2 separate regions of the Homo sapiens genome follow, and region 2 is linked to region 1. The links are chromatin loops, found by intact Hi-C in ENCODE. Cell type or tissue: GM12878. All regions are shown on one strand. Links, peaks and the distances in the headings refer to the core of each region. The heading gives the core; the rest is flanking DNA.

Evidence for each region. Peaks named below come from ENCODE experiments on the same cell type or tissue, not always from the same donor. Only the 100,000 strongest peaks of a DNase experiment are listed, where the experiment ranks them.
Region 2: a loop joins it to region 1, with 4 times the contacts of the local background. A loop is called at or near these places in 2 of 110 quality-filtered maps.

What each region holds. Positions count from the first base shown.
Region 1 is chr13:78,988,709-78,997,145 of GRCh38, reverse strand. No RefSeq gene overlaps it. Among named protein-coding and RNA genes, the nearest start is that of LINC00331, 150 kb to the right of the region's middle. In GM12878, for the core only: no CTCF peak of the experiment used is centred there; a DNase peak (open chromatin) is centred at 3,135.
Region 2 is chr13:79,386,976-79,395,412 of GRCh38, reverse strand. All of the region lies in intron 1 of RBM26 (RNA binding motif protein 26), which reads left to right. It also overlaps the pseudogene RNA5SP33. Among named protein-coding and RNA genes, the nearest start is that of RBM26, 15 kb to the left of the region's middle. RefSeq lists enhancers at 2,097-2,146, 2,157-2,216. In GM12878, for the core only: a CTCF peak has its summit at 3,938 (motif pointing right); no DNase peak of the experiment used is centred there; H3K4me3 peaks cover 1,242 bases; H3K27ac peaks cover 3,359 bases.

The DNA of each region.
Region 1 (8,437 bases), core at 118-8,117:
TACATATTTTTGTCTTATTTCATTACTAACTTTACTCGAAGGAAACTTGCATCTGCTAATGAGAAGTTTACTCCCAGCATGATTATCTCATAGCTACAAGATAATCATGTATATTTTCTAATTCATTTCCCAGAATTTATCTAAATTGAATCATTGGTTTCATCATGTTTTTTCACATTGAACCAAAATGAGGAAATTTGATTAAGAATCTTGAACATCATAAAATATGAGATTAGTATACACCGTTTAGAAATAAAGAGGACACTTTTGAGAATAAAAGGAGTGTTACTTACAATTATGTCCAAACACTAGAGCTAAACCAAGACTGTTCAAATAAACTGGGACATCTTTTCACTCTAACATTAGAGTATGTATATTCTGTAACTCTCTCTTGAATTATTTCCTACTTTTTCTGAATTATGTAACCTGCAGTGGGTCCCTAAAAAAAAAAAAAGGTAATGGTAGGTAACATTTTTGGAGTCCTAATATGTTTAAATATATATTTATTCTACTCTCAGACCCCACTGAGAATGCTAAATAATACAAAATTTAGGGTTTATGGTCATTTTGCCTTAGAATTTTGAAAGCAATTTTTCCTCTTCTTCTAGTCTCCAATATTGCTTTTGGGAAATTCAATGCCATTCTAATTCTTTATTCTCTATATGCGATCTATTGTTTTGTCCTAGGTTTTTTTCTTATCCCTTTTTTTTCTTTCCTTTCTTTCTTTCTTGAAGTATTTAAGATATTGTGTTTATCCTCAGTGTTCTGAAAATTCATGATAATGTGCCTTGGTAATGCATTGGTTTGGTCTCTCTTTTTTATTAATTGGGCTGGGTACTTGCAATATTCTTATAACCAGGAGACAAATGTCTTGTCTTTCAGTTCTGAATGTTTTTCCTGTTATTTCTTAGGTACTTTCATTTGCTCTATTTCTCTTAATCTCTCTAGACCTTCTATTAATAAAATATGGTGTCTTCTCATTTGACTAATTTTTAAAATTTGTACACTTTCCATTTCTTTGTGTTTTTTTGATATACTTTGAGGACTTTTTCTTACCTTTATCAACCTTTCTGTCAAATTGTCATTTTGCCTTTCTTATTCTTAATTTATAATAGCTCTTTGTGATTCTCTGATAGTTTCTTTTCACAGCACCCCGTTCTTGTTTTATGAACACAATACCTGTTGTTAACTCTCCAAAGATATTTTTAATTCTTCTGTTCTCTGTGTTGTCTTTCTGCTCTGAATTCTTTTCTTGTATTATTGTTTTATAATATTTTCATAATGGAGGCTTTAACCCAATGCCCAGTGATCCCTCGTTGCTTGTTAAGGTTTATGAATGAGGCATTAAAAGCAGATTGGAGGCTCCAAATTTGTGGATGGGACTTGTGCACCTAAGGGCTTGACTGTGGGCTCAACAGGAAGCAACATGACCCTTTCACTGGAAGATCTCTAAAAGTCAGACCAGTTCCACTACAGAAGACTCCTTCAGCTTCCTGCTGGTTGGTGGGGGTATTCTACGAGCCTGCTTTCTCTTAAAGGAATTATTCTGTTATCAGCTCCACACCCCAATCCTGACCGCCTTTGTTTCTATTCTACCTGAATCTGGGAACACTCTGCCCAGTTTCTCCCAGAAAATAAAACTCCAATCTCCTTGGGAGATTCTATGACCATACGTACAATTTTAGCCCAAGCATGTCTTTTTGGCTTTGTACCCATCAGATACCTGATGTTTCCAGTGCAGAATCTCTCAGGGGTTTATTGGGCAATCTAGCTCATCTGTGTTGCTGCCCGCCCTGTGCCAGCAGGTATGTTCTACTTCTACTCTGCTCTACCCTACTCTACTTCCACTCTGGTAAGTCTGTTACCCCGTGGGTTAAATCCATTACCCTCCATCTACTTCCTATCTTTAAAAAATATGATAAAATCTCTCTTCACATTTTTATAATTTCAATATCAGTGGGTAATATGCTCTAAAAATCAGGTCTTGCTCTGATTACTAAATTCAGTGGATGAACAATGCAATGGGTTGGATATCTGCTGATGGCCAAATTTCAGCCATTGTTTCAAGACAACTGAAAACACGGAGTTCAGGCAAAAATTCAGATCTGAGATCTGAAACCAAATACTTTTAACTTCACAAGATCCTTGCTGACGTATCAAAGCAGGCAGCTCCGGCAAACAGGATGTTGCGTATCTTGAATCAGAAAAGAAATTGGAAAAGAGGTGGTGAGTTTGCAGAGAAAAAAAACTAAGTAAAATACAGACCTGCAGTGTTAGCAATTGACATTTAAAAAAAAAAACTTAAATGATGAGCTTGTAGTTTTAATATCACTGCTCTATCCAACCCTCTGAATCTTTTTATCATACCTAAAGAATTGTTCATTTATCTTTCAGGAATACATTAGAGTAGGAGACTTTTCCCATAGGCAAAACCATTATACATATTTGCAAATGTCTTACATAATGATGCAAATACTATGCACAGAGATGTTTTGATGAAAGGTAGAAACAATGCAGCAATTTTCATTTCATTTCATTAGCTATCATAGCTCCAAGTAAAGAGAGTTTTCTTTGTTGTTTATGCTTTTTCAAATGTTAAAAACGCGGATATTTAGAATTCATGGCACTGCCTGTAAAGAGAAAATCAAGTTATCTGATGGAAAATATTTGTTTCTGATCTGATGGAAAATAGATGTTTCATCTCATACTCATATTTGTGGTTACTATTTCTAGTAACTTTATTTAAAATATCTGCTTATTCAGAAATTATAGCTAGGTTTTTATTGGATTTCAAAACTATTTCCAATATATTGTAGAGAGAAAAATATGTATATGTCAGCTGCAGATACAAAATAAAGAGTTGTCTTCTTATTTCTCTTATTTTGGTCAACTCAGGTTTAAACTTTTATTTTTGCAGCAGAAGCTTAAATACAATTACTTACATTGGACCTTAGCTGTCAATGTGAAAAAATAAACAAAAGTCCCAGCCATTTAGTGCCTGCTTTGCATCTACATAAGAATTCCCCTTTCAATACACCCCTGCTCCTGGCAGCTTATTATGGCCATTGTTTAATTTGTGCTCTGTTTTTACAGATGACACTTGTACAGGTCCCTTGGGGCAGCTGATAGAAGTCAGGCTCATCTCTTTCCCTTGTGTCAATTCTTTTGTGAACCTTTATAATTAGCCACTTAACAAATTGAGGGAAATGAACCTTCAGCTGCAAAGTATATTCTGAAGTTAAGTCAACCATATGACAGGCAAAACCGATACACGAAAATCTCCTTAACTCAATTGTTGAGTTGCCTCAAGGGTTAAGAGGGATTCTACCAGTAATAGCCTAAAAGAGAGGCATTAGGAGCAATGTTTTTGATGGTTCTCTACCTAAATGCCTCTTAGCCTTCTCAAGAAACAGCACATATTAGAAAAAGGGACGTATTTAAAAGCATTTTGGCTACTTCTTTTTTAAATCTTTTGTTTGGCAGGAGAAAAATGTCAAAAGCCTGATTTTTGAAAGAAACAAGATCTCTAGGCTTCAACCTTACAGGTTAAATGCAAATAAATAAAGTTTACATCTTCTGGGCTGAAGTATTTGCGTACTGAAAATGATATAATGTAGATTAAGATATTAATGAATTTGTTTTCAGAATCTGTAATAGGGACCCTAAGAGCAGGGTGCTATCATTACAAACTCTTCCCTTTTTATTACTAATTAGACTTCTAAATGTGAGTGTAAATGTACCTCAGAGAGTATGTATTAAAAAGTTGCATATGCATAAGAGATCATTTCAAATTCATTTTCCAACAAAAACTTCAACTTTGATATTTTCTCATGTTCCCATTTATATCACATTAACGTAATCTTTTGTATTTAATTTATAAATTCCGTTGTGATCATTCAATCAAGGTATTTACTTTGGGGAACTATCTGATATCTTAATCCCCAGTTCAACAACCAACAGTCAAGTATTATCTATTTAATGTATCCAATTATTTATCAGTGATTCTTTTTCAAGTTATACGTGTATTTTCTCAAAAGTGTATAATAAAATATATCTGGTTTAGTGGCATACCCAAATCAAAAATATATATGGTACCTTTTATGCAGAGCTGGGGAGATATAAGTGAGGGTTTAGAGTATTAGAAGATCAAAAATTTTAATATGCTGTGTAACATTAAGATACTAGAATTCTTTGTATCTTGAGAATAATAAAACAGAGCACAATAATATTTTTGTATTGGTCAGTGAGATTAAGAAAAAAAGACAAAGTTTCACTTCACATAAGCTCAGAGTGTTACTGTAAACAAAACCTTTATTTTTATTATGATATAGATCTCAAATATCTTAATTATAGCTTATAGCAACCTGTCATTTGTTTTGTAGACTATCAAATTGTCTGTAGTCTATTGAAGTTATGTTTGATATTGCTCAATGAAGGCTGCATCTATAGTAGGACTGTTAATTTATGCATGTCTATCTTTTTAATAGATGATATGATGAGAAGAACCCCTTATTATATAATCGACAGTATGTCAGGCACTGTTCTAGGCACTTTACACGTATTAATTCATGCATTCCTCATTGAAACCCTATTGAGGGTATGTGATACGGTTTAGCTGTGTCTCCATCCACATCTCATCTTGAATTCCCATGTGTTGTGGGAGGGACCAGTGGGAAGTAATTGAATCATGGGGCAAGTCTTTCTCATGCTGTTCTTGTGATAGTGAATAAGTCTCACAAGATCTGATGGTTTTAAAAGGAGGAGTTCTCCTGTGCAAGCTCTCTCTCTTTGCCTGCTGCCATCTATGTAAGACACGACTGGCTCTTCCTTGCCTTCCAGAATGATTGTGAGGCTTCCCCAGCCACGTGGAACTTTAAGTCCAATTAAACCTCTTCCTCTTGTAGATTGCCCAGTATGTCTTCATCAGCAGCGTGAAAACAGACTAATACAGTGAATTGGTACTGAGAGTGGGGCATTGCTGAAAAGATACCCGAGAACGTGGAAGCAACTTTGGAACTGGATAATAGGCAGAGGTTGGAACAGTTTGGAGGGCTCAGAAGAAGACAGAAAAATGTTGGAAAGTTTGGAACTTACTAGAGACTTGTTGAATGGCTTTGACAAAAATGCTGATAGTGATATGAACAGTAAGGTCCCAGCTGAGGTCGTCCCAGATGGAGATGAGGAACTTGTTGGGAACTGGAGCAAAGGTGACTCTTGTTACATTTTAGCAAAGAGACTGGTGGCATTTTGCCCCTGCCCTAGAGATTTGTGGAACTTTGAACTTGGGAGAGATGATTTAGGGTGTCTGGTGACAGAAATTTCTAAGTAGCAAAGTATTCAAGAGGTGACTTGGATGCTGTTAAAAGTATTCAGTTTTATAAGGGAAACAGAGCATAAAAGTTTGGAAAATTTGAAGCCTGAAAATGCGATAGAAAAGAAAATCCCTTTTTCTGAGAAGCAATTCAAACTGGCAGCAGATATTTACTTAAGTAACGAGGAGTCAAATGTTGATCCCCAAGACAACAGGGAAAATGTCTCTAGGGCATGTCAGAGGTCTTCATGTTAGCCCCTCCCTTCACAGGCCCAAGGCCTAGGAGGAAAAAGTGGTTTCATCGGCTGCATCCAGGTTCCCCATGCTGTGTGCAGCCTAGGGACTTGGTGCCCTGCGTCCCAGCTGCTCCAACTGTGGCTGAAAGGGGCCACTTCAAGTCCAATTAAACCTCTTCTTTTGTAAGTTGCTCAGTCTTGGGTATGTCTTTATTAGCAATGTGAAAATGGACTGATACAGTATGAGATAGGTACTCTTATCATTCCCACTTTACAGATGAGGAAACTGAGACTAGGGAGGACAAGGTCACATGAGCAGAAAGTGGCAGCACTGGAATGTGAACCTGAGAGCCTGGCCCCAGAGTCTGTGCTCTCGACCACTGGGCTATGGTAATTCATTTCCCTGATGTATTAATAGCTCTGCTGATCAAACTGTGTTTAGTATCACATAATTAGCTCCAGAAACCCCTATAGCAGTTCTCCTTGGTTAGAAACATTTTAACCTATCAGAAGCCTTCCTTCCCAAATAGTTGATAAGAATAGATAGCTATTATCCAAGGGTGAAGTCAGCTAGTAGTAATGTGACCATATAATTTATTGTGTCAGCGGGGCACTTTTAAGAAGAAAGTAAGGTGCTGTTAATAATTACACACCTGGGCAACTGACAAAAACTGGGACTGTCCTGATCAAATCTGGGCATATAATCAGCCTAGTAGCATACCTCAAAGTCAGAAGCTCAGCTTTCTTATAATGCAGACAGAAGGACAGGTGGCAATCCTGCCAATTCTCCTGATGGCCTTACAAAATAAGTGCAAATACTATATGAAGATAGAGTCACCTCACTGACCTTCTACTTTGTACATCACAATTCTATTTTAAATTTAGCTTGAGAGTCCTAGGTAGGCCTACCTCTTAGAAATTGTCAAAATGAGCCAGCACTCTGGCCACCCTTAAAAGAAGTCTTAGTCTCTCAGTTTACCAGTGGGAAAACATTTAACAATCTTTGCAGGGTGAGGGGCTCAGGAGGGGGTAGTTATTTGGTCAGTGAATGTCCCCTGCTATCTCCTTGTTAGTATCATCTACCACTCACTGGTCATAGCCTTGGATGATTATCTTAGTCCATTAACTATCATCATAGTCACTAGGTGATAAGGGATACTAAGTACCATTCCCCTCAACTCACTGGAGCTGCTGATGGCTTCGCAGAAAGCAGGATACCTAGTACTTGTTTAACCCTGATTGCTGATTATGCATGCATAAATGAATGAATAAACATGGGGAAAAGACTATTGCCTCCTTGACATTATTAGTAGCAGTAACACACTGAGCTGCTAACAGGATTATAGGTGGTGCTTTCATAGCCTTTCATGTTTAAGGAAATAGGTTATAAAATATTTGAACTGAAAGTCAAGTTGCCCATATAAAATAGAAAATCTACAATATTTATGCCTATGTGGCCTATGTGGCCTATTAGAATAAATTAATTTTGGTGGTAAGGCTGCTAAGACACCTATAATTTGATGATAATATTCCTTATGTTCAAAATGTTGTTCCAACTTTGATGGCTTGAAGAAGGAAAAGTCCAATTCCACAAACAGTGAGCGTGCCTAAAATGTTTCCACCTCTGGACTTTTGTTGGTTCCTCCCTGCTTAGAATGTCTTTGCTGACTTTCCTTGGGACTCAGGTTCAAGTTTAACTTCTTTTGTGGTTGTTTCCTCCATTACCACAATCCATGATAAATTCTCATCCACTGGAATCCTGTAACATATTTTGTCTGTTCCACAGTAAAAGACACAATATGTGCTGCTTGAATTGGTAGGCACATATTTATTTGTATAATAAGTTCTATAATGAGGTTTTCACAGAACAGGTTATGTGTGTGTGTGTGTTCCTGCTTACTGATAGATATTGAGAAGTGTTGCAGGATTAATTATTGCTTTCATTGTAACAAATCATCAGATAGCAATGGTGAGGGAGAAAAATTTTAGCTTACACCTACCTCTAACTATTAGAAGCTTTGTGTATCTACCTAGAAGAACTTAGTAATTGCAAATGCCTAAATGGGCTCAGATAAGTAACAAGACTATTACTAAAAGACACAGGGACTTAGTGTTATAATTTTTATTAATAATGCTATGTGATTGCTCGGTTTATATGTGAGTGCTAGATTTATATAGTTTATTTCTATTAATGGCTGACAGAACATATGCATAAATTATATATATTTACAGCATTTATTATATAAATAAATGCAATCTTTTATAGTAATTCAAGGCAGCATATGTGTTGTTAATCAGAACGACGTGGATAATAGGAAATATAGGAGTGCAGATAAGTGATAGATTACTATGAAGTTTAAAGTTCTTTTCTGCTACTAAAGCAACCTCTAAGGATATAAGAATACCCACTTAATATGAGGGTGAATAATTAATATGAGCTAATAATTTTATACTAATTATAGTGCTAAATATAGCCCTCGGGCTCTAAAAGGATTAAAGGATCTCTATGTGAGTCCAATATACACCAGTACTCAAGTGAAATAATCTGTTTGTTTGTTTGGTTTTTTTTCCCCTTGGCTCTCCAGTTATGCTAGGTAAGAAAGAATAAAAGGATAAACTGAGGCACAAGGATGTGTGTTACTTTCAAAAGGGAAACAGAGAGAGGGTTCCTGATTCCCAGGGCAGTGGTGTTTTTTTTTTTTTTTTTTTTTTTGAGGATGTTGCATAATGCATTTAAATATTTTAATGGGCAAAGTTCACAGAGGACATTGGCAGGAGGATGTACCCCCATGTTTCCCCCTTGGGCCCCTCGATGCTAACTGTCCCTAAGGGGTGATAGTTGAATTTAAAATAGTATAATGATATTGTGTGTTATTAGTTTTTCTTGTAA
Region 2 (8,437 bases), core at 118-8,117, 400 kb before region 1:
GAGTTATTTCTGATTCAGATTTTTTATTTCTGGATTTTCCCATTTGGCTCTTTTTAATAGTTTCTGTGTATTCACTGAAGTTCCCCACCTCTCCATGCATGTTGTCCACATTTTCCAGTAAATTCTTTAGCATTTTTATCATTATTGTGAAGTCCCCGTCTAATCTATTATCTGGACAGTCTCTGAGTATGTTTCCATTGACTGTTTCGTCTCATGTAGATCACATTTTCTTACTATTTTGTGTTCCCTTTAGTTGGTTTTATGCTAGATCTTTTGTGTAAAAGGACTGTAGAGACTGAAGTAAATAAGATTTATTTTCAGTAAGGGGGCATGCCTTTTTTTTGTTAGGCCACTTGAGTGGAGGCTGAGTCAGTTGCCCTGTAGTCTGATTGGTTCTGGGCTTTGTAACAACTTTCGTTTGATTCAGTTCACCATTGGCTTCAAATGCTTTGAGGGCAGAATGAGAATTTTCCCTTTGGGGCTGGGTGCCGTGGCTCACACCTGTAATCCCAGCACTCTGGGAGGCCAAGGTGGACGGATCACCTGACATCAGAGGTTCAAGACCATCCTGGCCAATGTGGTGAAACCCCGTCCAAACTAAAAGTACAAAAATTAGCCGGGTGTTGTTATGGGTGCCTGTAATCCCAGCTACTCAGGAGGTTGAGGCAGGAGAATCGCTTGAACCCAGGAGGCGGAGGTTGCAGTGAGCCAAGCTGGTGCCACTGCACTCCAGCCTGGGCAACAGAGCGAGACTCTGTCAAAAATAAAAATAAAATAAAATTTAGCTAATTGCTACAAGGGGGCTGGACTTCCTTTTGTTCAAATATGACCTTGAAGGTCTTGATGCATGTTGAGAAAGGCACGGAATAGAGAAATGGATGCTACAGAAGGAAGTTGGGAGGAAGCAAGAGAAATACTCATGGAAAGCCTTTATATGCTTCCAAAAACGGCACTTTGATTCCAGAGGGCAACGTTTATTTGCCCTCTTGACAGAAAGTAGTAACCTCTAGAGGACTTAGGGCTTGAGGTAAGGACTCGCAAATGGCAGAAGAATTTCTCTTCCTACCAAAGGGGTGCTAACTCAAAAAGCAAGTAGGTGGAATCATTGAAGGGCCAGAGTGAGCCTTTATGGAGGTTGACAAACTGCTTCAAAAGCCACCAGAAAACTCAGCCATGGGGCTGGAATGGAAAGCATATGGTAAGTCGTAAGGAGCTAGCAGAGCGGCAGTTCCAGTTAGTGTTTGTCCCCACAATGTGCCAGCAGAGGGGAAGGTTGGAGGTCATTTGAGCTGGTAGGGTAAGAACAAGTACAAATCTCAGGGGATATCTGCGGGGGATCCCGGCTTTGCTACTGTGTAAACACAGTAAAAGCCGCAGGCGCACAAATAATAGGAAGTGTGTGTTTAAGAAGTCACGTGGCATGTAGAGTGAAAACAGAGAAGCAGACTTGCCCCCAAGGTGAACAGTCCAGCACGTGCACAAAGCCATTTCAGAACACACACACACAAAAAGAATAGGCAGTGCAGCTTCTTGGAGAAAAGCTGATTTTAGTTGAAAAAACAGGAAACCCCAAGCACTGCACGGTTTTAGGCTTTAACCCTATCATTCTCGTGAGCCTCCTGCCCAGGAGGGCCATTAGTGCCTCAGGTCCACTCGGTGCAGACCCCAAGGTCCTTCCCACCCCCACAAGGTGATCTCAGTGGTCATACGGGGGGAGGAGAGCCACTTGTGACCAAGAGGAATTGTTCTGAGGGTTGATTAGTAAGCCAGACAGCGAATGGGAGAAGAAAACTGTATGGGGGTTGAATGTCTCCAGCCGAAGATGGTACTGTGTACAGGTCTCTTACAAGTAGGGAATGTACTCAAGTCATGCGGAACTGATGTATGTTACCTGCTGCAAATCCATATGGATCTGCAGCAACCTCACTTCTTGTCTCAGAAGAAAGAATTCGACCGAGGAGACATAAGGCAGAAGGAGAAACTGAGGCAAGTTTTAGCGCAGGAGTGAATGTTTATTAAAATGCTTTACAGCAAGAATGAAAGGAAGTAAAGTACACTTGGAAGAGGGCCAAGTGGGCAGCTTGAGAGATCAGATGCCCCTGGTTCCAGGTTTTTGAATTGCTGGGGAGATCTTTGTTCTTAACTCCTACCTCCTGCCTTTATGACTTTTGGAACTGTTTTTCAGCATTGTTGCTCCTTTCCTTGTCTTTTGAATGGTAACCCACCCAAGAATGCCTCAGAGGGGTTTCACTCAGCCCTTGTGCTCTACACTCAGACTTTGTTAGCTGGAAGCTAGTAGTTCCTTGGTAATCTCTTGTAGTTCTTCCTTGCTCCCAGAATTACTCATGAGTCTTTGGTTAGTAAGTGTTGATGAGTGGCTGTAGACTCACTTTGTGGCTTGTGGTACTTCTGATTCTAATCTCTCGACAGCATGTGTATATGACTGCTAAAAGATGATTTAAAGTTTCGCTGGTTTCTCTGTACCTCCATCTATGGAGTCAGATTTTTCTTCCTGACTTTCCACCAGGAATGAGAGTAAACATGAGTTTCTTTGCTCTTCTGAAGAGTTTGTCACTTTCTAGAATATAGTTAGTTCATTTACAGATTTTTTTTTTTTTTGGTCTTCTCAAGCTTGTTGGGTTTTAAAAAATACTACAGTTTTGTAGTTAAAGCGGCTTGTTTCTTGTTGGGGTGAGAGCAGTGGTCTCTTGTGATGTTCCACATCCAGCCCGAGGTGGAATGGCTAACATAGTTTTAATGTGTGTTTGTTTTATAAAAGTTAGGTTGAAAAATTTTTCCTATGTTTATTTATATATATAAATATATATAAATTATATATGGATAACATATTTTACATATTAATTATGTTTATATATAATATATAACATATAATTATATAACTAATATATTAGAATATATGTGATTTATGATGTAACCATTACATATATAGTACATAATACTTACATAATTATTGTATATAATATATAATGCTCCAGAGATTAATTTAATAATTTAAGAAAGTAAGCTTTTTTCCTAAAAAGTAATGGTTACATCATAAATAATATATAATGTAATTATATATAATTACTAATTATATATTACCGTTATACAATTAATTATATATTTTATATATAATTAATATATAATTATATAATAATTATGTATTATTGTATAATATATAATTATATAATAATTATGTATTATTGTATAATATATAATTATATAATAATTATGTATTATTGTATAATATATAATTATATAATAATTATGTATTATTGTATAATATATAATTATATAATTATGTATTGTATAATACATTATTATATAATTATGTATTATTGTATAATACATAATTATATAATAATGTATTGTATAATATATAATTATATAATAATGTATAATATATAATTATATAATAATGTATTGCATAATATATAATTATATAATAATTATGTATTCTTGTATAATATATAATTATATATAGTGTTACGTATTATATATTTTTTCCTGTTGATTGTTCATACACTCCCTAGTTTTTCTGATACATTGTTGGTTTCTTAAAAAGTTGATTTGTAGGAGCTTTTCATGTATTAGGGAAATTGTGATATGATCTGCAACTTTCTCTTTCCCATACTGACATTTATGTTTTGATTCTGCTTATGGTAATTTTTCTAATATAGAAATGCTTCGGCTGGGTGCGGTGGCTCACGCCTGTAATCCCAGCACTTTGGGAGGCTGAGGTGGGTGGATCATTTGAGTTCAAGAGTTCGAGACCAGCCTGGCCAACATGGTGAAACCATGTCTCTACTAAAAATATAAAAATCAGCCTGGTGTTGTGGTGGGCGCCTGTAATCCCAGCTACAGGGGAAGCTGAAGCAGGAGAATTGCTTGAACCCAGGAGGTGGTGGTTGCAGTGACGCTAGATGGCGCCACCGCACTCCAGCCTGAGCTACAGAACAAGACTGTCTCAAAAAAACACACACACAAAAAGAAATGCTTCATTTTATGTAGTTGAATTTATCCTTTATTTCATGGGGTTTGGATTTTCTATTGTAGTCATAGTCAGAAAAACTTTCCCTATTTTGAGATGAAGTTACTGCCAGTGATATTATAGCGAAAGCTATCACTAGTTGTGCTTACTGTATGCCAGCATACTAATTGGGTTACCAGTCAATTAATGAACTCTAATTGACTATATGCGTGCTACAAATCATACTGTGACTTACCACGAGAAGTCAGTGAGGCAAAATGGAAACCAGTCACTGTATTTTCTCAAGTAGTATCATCCATGTCCTTTATGATCTTATTTTTAAAGAAAATCCAGGTATGAAGTATGGATATAGCCTTATTTATGTATTTTTATTCAGATGCACACAAAGTTATCTCTATAAAACTTGACTGCATAATCCATGTTTTCCCAGGGATTTGAGATGCAACCTTAAATAGATACTAAGTTCTTATGTGTATTTGGGTTTATTCTAGACTTTTTATATATTGATCTATATCTTTTACACTATTCTCTTATTTTTGGTGATGAAAGGCTAGTCCTCTGTCAATAATGTTCATTTTTAGAATTTTCCTGCCTGGTTTTCCTTGACTGCCCTTGCCCTACAACTTTATTTTGAAAATTTTGAATATACAGAAAAGTTGAAAGAATTTTACAGTGACATACCCGTCATTGAGATTCTACCATTAACATTTTAGTGTGCTTGTCACTATTATCCTTTGGTTCATTTCAGAGTAAATCGCAGATGTCAGTGCACTTACCCCTAAAGCATGCATACCATGCTTTACTTCAGTACTTTAGTTTTATTTTAATTTTAGAATACAGATACAATCAAGTGCACAGATCTTAAGTGTACCATTTTATAGTTTTTACAAGTGTATACATTTTTGTAACCCAGTCACCTGTTAAGATAACATTACCCTTGCCCTGGAAAATTTACTCATTTCTTTTCCCATGCCCCCACCTACCTCTAGAAGAAAGCAGTGTTCTGCCTTTTTTACACTATATATTAGTATTACCTGTTGTAGAACTTTTCTGTCAGTGGAATCAGAGTATTATTTTGAGCAAGGCTTTAATGTGCCTGAGATTTATCCATATTATTGCATATATCTGTAGTTTGCTTCTTTGTATTGCTGAGTAGTATTCTGTTGTCAGAATCATGGTATATACAGTAGTTAACAATAATAATGCTCTCATTATTGTTAATTTGACACAATTTCTTAAGTCTTACTAATTAAAAATAGTACATGATGGTTCTAATAAAAATTTAAACAGTGTAGAAATAGAAACCAAAAATCAGTCTTCTTATTCCTTTCTGATTCTCATATATAAACTTGTAAACATATATCTGTAAAAATATGCATGTGCCACCTATTGATGAATATACATGACTTTTTTTCATAGATAGAATCATTTATATGTTGCTACTACAACTAGTATTTCCAGTAACACTGCACATCATCCCATAAAAGTATACTGTTAGGTAGATTCCTATTCTTTCCAGTGGTTCCATAGAATTCCATTATGTGAGTGTATTGCACTTTGTTTAAATAGTGCTTTATTTATGATGTAATTATTACTTTTTAGGGGAAAAAAGCTTATTTTCTTGAATTATTTAAGTACTTCCTGTATGTAGTCAAGGAAAACTTACCAAAAGACTTTGACTTGAAAAGCAAAATCCTCTTTACGTTTCCCATCCTTGAACTTTTACTGTTAATATGTAGTTTTTATGCCGTTACAATGGCTGAAATCCAGTGTTTTTGCATGACCAAATCATCTACGGCCATACCACTCTGAACACCCCTGATCTCATCTAACTTGGAAGGCAAGCAGGATTAGGCTTGGTTAGTACATGGATGAGAGACTATAGTTTATGTAACCATTCTGTTCTTATTTGTCATTTAGGTTGTTTGCTTTTTTCTTTGGCTTTCCAAATAACTATTTTTTTTCCCGTTTCTTTTTTTCTTTAACAACGCAACTAGTACACTGTTTTTGACTTTTTAAATAACTCTGCAATGAACATCTTCCTCTATGTGTATGTTTGCTTTATTCTCATTAGTAGAAGTTATTTTCTAGAAGTCAGCTAATGCTGCTGTTGGAGGCTTTCTTAGTATTAAGTATACTTTCTTGGTTTAAATCTAGTACTTCAGAGGAACTTGTTTTATGATGTTATGTATTGCATTATAAGTAGTTCCTCATTTTGTTTTTTGTTTCAAAGAGCCATTTTAAAAGAAGTTACGGGAGATAGTGTGTCAGTGTAAATTCTAGCCTACTTTTGAGTTCTGTATATCTCTGCTCCATACATTCTGCAATTATTTATTTTCCATTTTACAGGCAATTTAAAAGTTGATAAAAAAATTTATAAAATCTTAAATGAAGTCACTTATAAATGAAAAGTGTTTGAATGATTATAGATTCCACATAGCATTAATATATACTTCAGCCGGTCGTTTATTTGTTGCTCCTTGTAATAGTTATAAATGCAATAACAGGTACTTTGAGGCCTGTAACTTGTGATCTTTTTTGGACATATTTTGTAAGAAATTGTCATTGTGACGTTTCTTATTTGTTACTATTACTTTCTTTAATGATCTCAAGTGCTTATCTTACCTTTTTAAAAAGTTTAATTTTTTATAGTAGCAAGCAGACTGAAATAGGTAGAACTTATTTTTGAAAACTGCTTTATAAACTTGCAGTTACCAGTCTCTAAAGTTGTTAATGCACTTACCTAAATTGAATCATGTTAAGTTTGGATGCCTGTGATGACATTAAACAGCCAAATTGGAGGAACAGTTAAGTTCTGTGAGAATACATGAAGTTTGGAGGAATCGTGAGTATACATTGTGATTAGGAAAAGGCTCTTGAATCCACCTAGCCTCTGTGGGTTTCAGATGTAGAGAAAGTTTTATTGCTATACTGAAGTGATTGGACAATTTTGGAGCTATATTATGAGATGTGGGGAAGGTTAAAACAGGAGTTACTTGATCCAGTCTCTTTTTAAGAATGTTGCTTGCTGGGCGAGGTGGCTCACGCCTATAGTCCCAGCACTTTGGGAGGCCCAAGTGGGTGGATCACCTGAGGTCAGAAGTTCGAGACCAGCCTGGCCACCATGGTGAAACCCCATCTCTACTTAAAATACAAAAATTAGCCAGACGTGGTGGTACATGCCTGTAATCCCAGCTACTGGGGAGGCTGAGGCAGGAGAATTGCTTGAACCCGGGAGGCGGAGGTTGCAGTCAGCTGAGATCGCCACTGCATTCCAGTTTATGGCATGTAGAGGTTTGATTAGATAAAACGTTTTGAAGACAAAGGAAGACTAGTTAGCTATTTCTTAGTCTAGTTTAAGAGTGAGTTGTGAAATGCCTGAATTTAGATTGCTATAATGTTGGTAATTAGAAGCTCCTTCTCAATACATTGTGATTTGTTCTAGGGAAAAGGCAGGCATAGTTATCTGTAATACCAATGGGAGAAACAGTCAAACATACCAGTAGTTGCTATGTAACAGTGGTAGAAACAATGTACAGAAATTATATAGGTCTGGCAATTTAGGAGAAATACACAAAATGTTTCTATTAAGTAGAATTTATTTATGCCTTCTAAGGGCTCAAAATTTGGTCATGAGTGCTGAGGAAATGGGATTCTGTGACTCTTTAGAAAGACATAAAGAAAAAAAATTCTCTTGAAGATTCTAATGCTATGTACTAAATTATTTTGAAATTCAGTTAACTAAAAGTTACTGGAATGGGAAGGGAGAAAGAGCGCAAGGTGGTGAAAGCCAAATATTTTTTCACAAAAATGACCCACTTTTTCAGATCGTATGGTTCAGTGCCTTTTTTTTTTTTTTAAATGAGTAAACTAAAGCCTAGAGAAATAAAATGCTAACGCAGGATTATATAACTAGTGAATAAAGCAGAAATAACACCAGACTGGAAATCTGAAAATTGTTTTTTGGAGTACAGTTCAGTGCTTTTCTTCAATACCAGACTGCTTCATGGAAAGGCTAACAATTTGGCTTGGGACAAAGTAGGTTTGAAAGGTAATATAGGACTTAAAATATAGCAACCAGAATTTAACTAAAGTATATTTTTAGGGGTGATTATAGGCATTTTTTTTTATCATAGTTCATTATTTAGTAATCCCTTAACGATTGTTAGGGTGCTTGGCAGGTTAATAAAGTGTGTCTTATTTGTAATTATATTTATTTGTAATTATTTCTAGTTTGGCAAGTCAGCTGTTAGATGAAAAAACTGAAGCTTAGTTTGCTTAGTCTTAAGATTCATGACCGGAAAAGTGTCCATAATAATTTCTCATTTTTAAAGATAAATTTTGGCATGACTGTGGTAACCGTATCAGAAAATTTTGGTAGCAATGTTAGAGAAAGACTTAGAAGTGAATCTCTAACATATATAACCACACAGCATTAGCCAGACC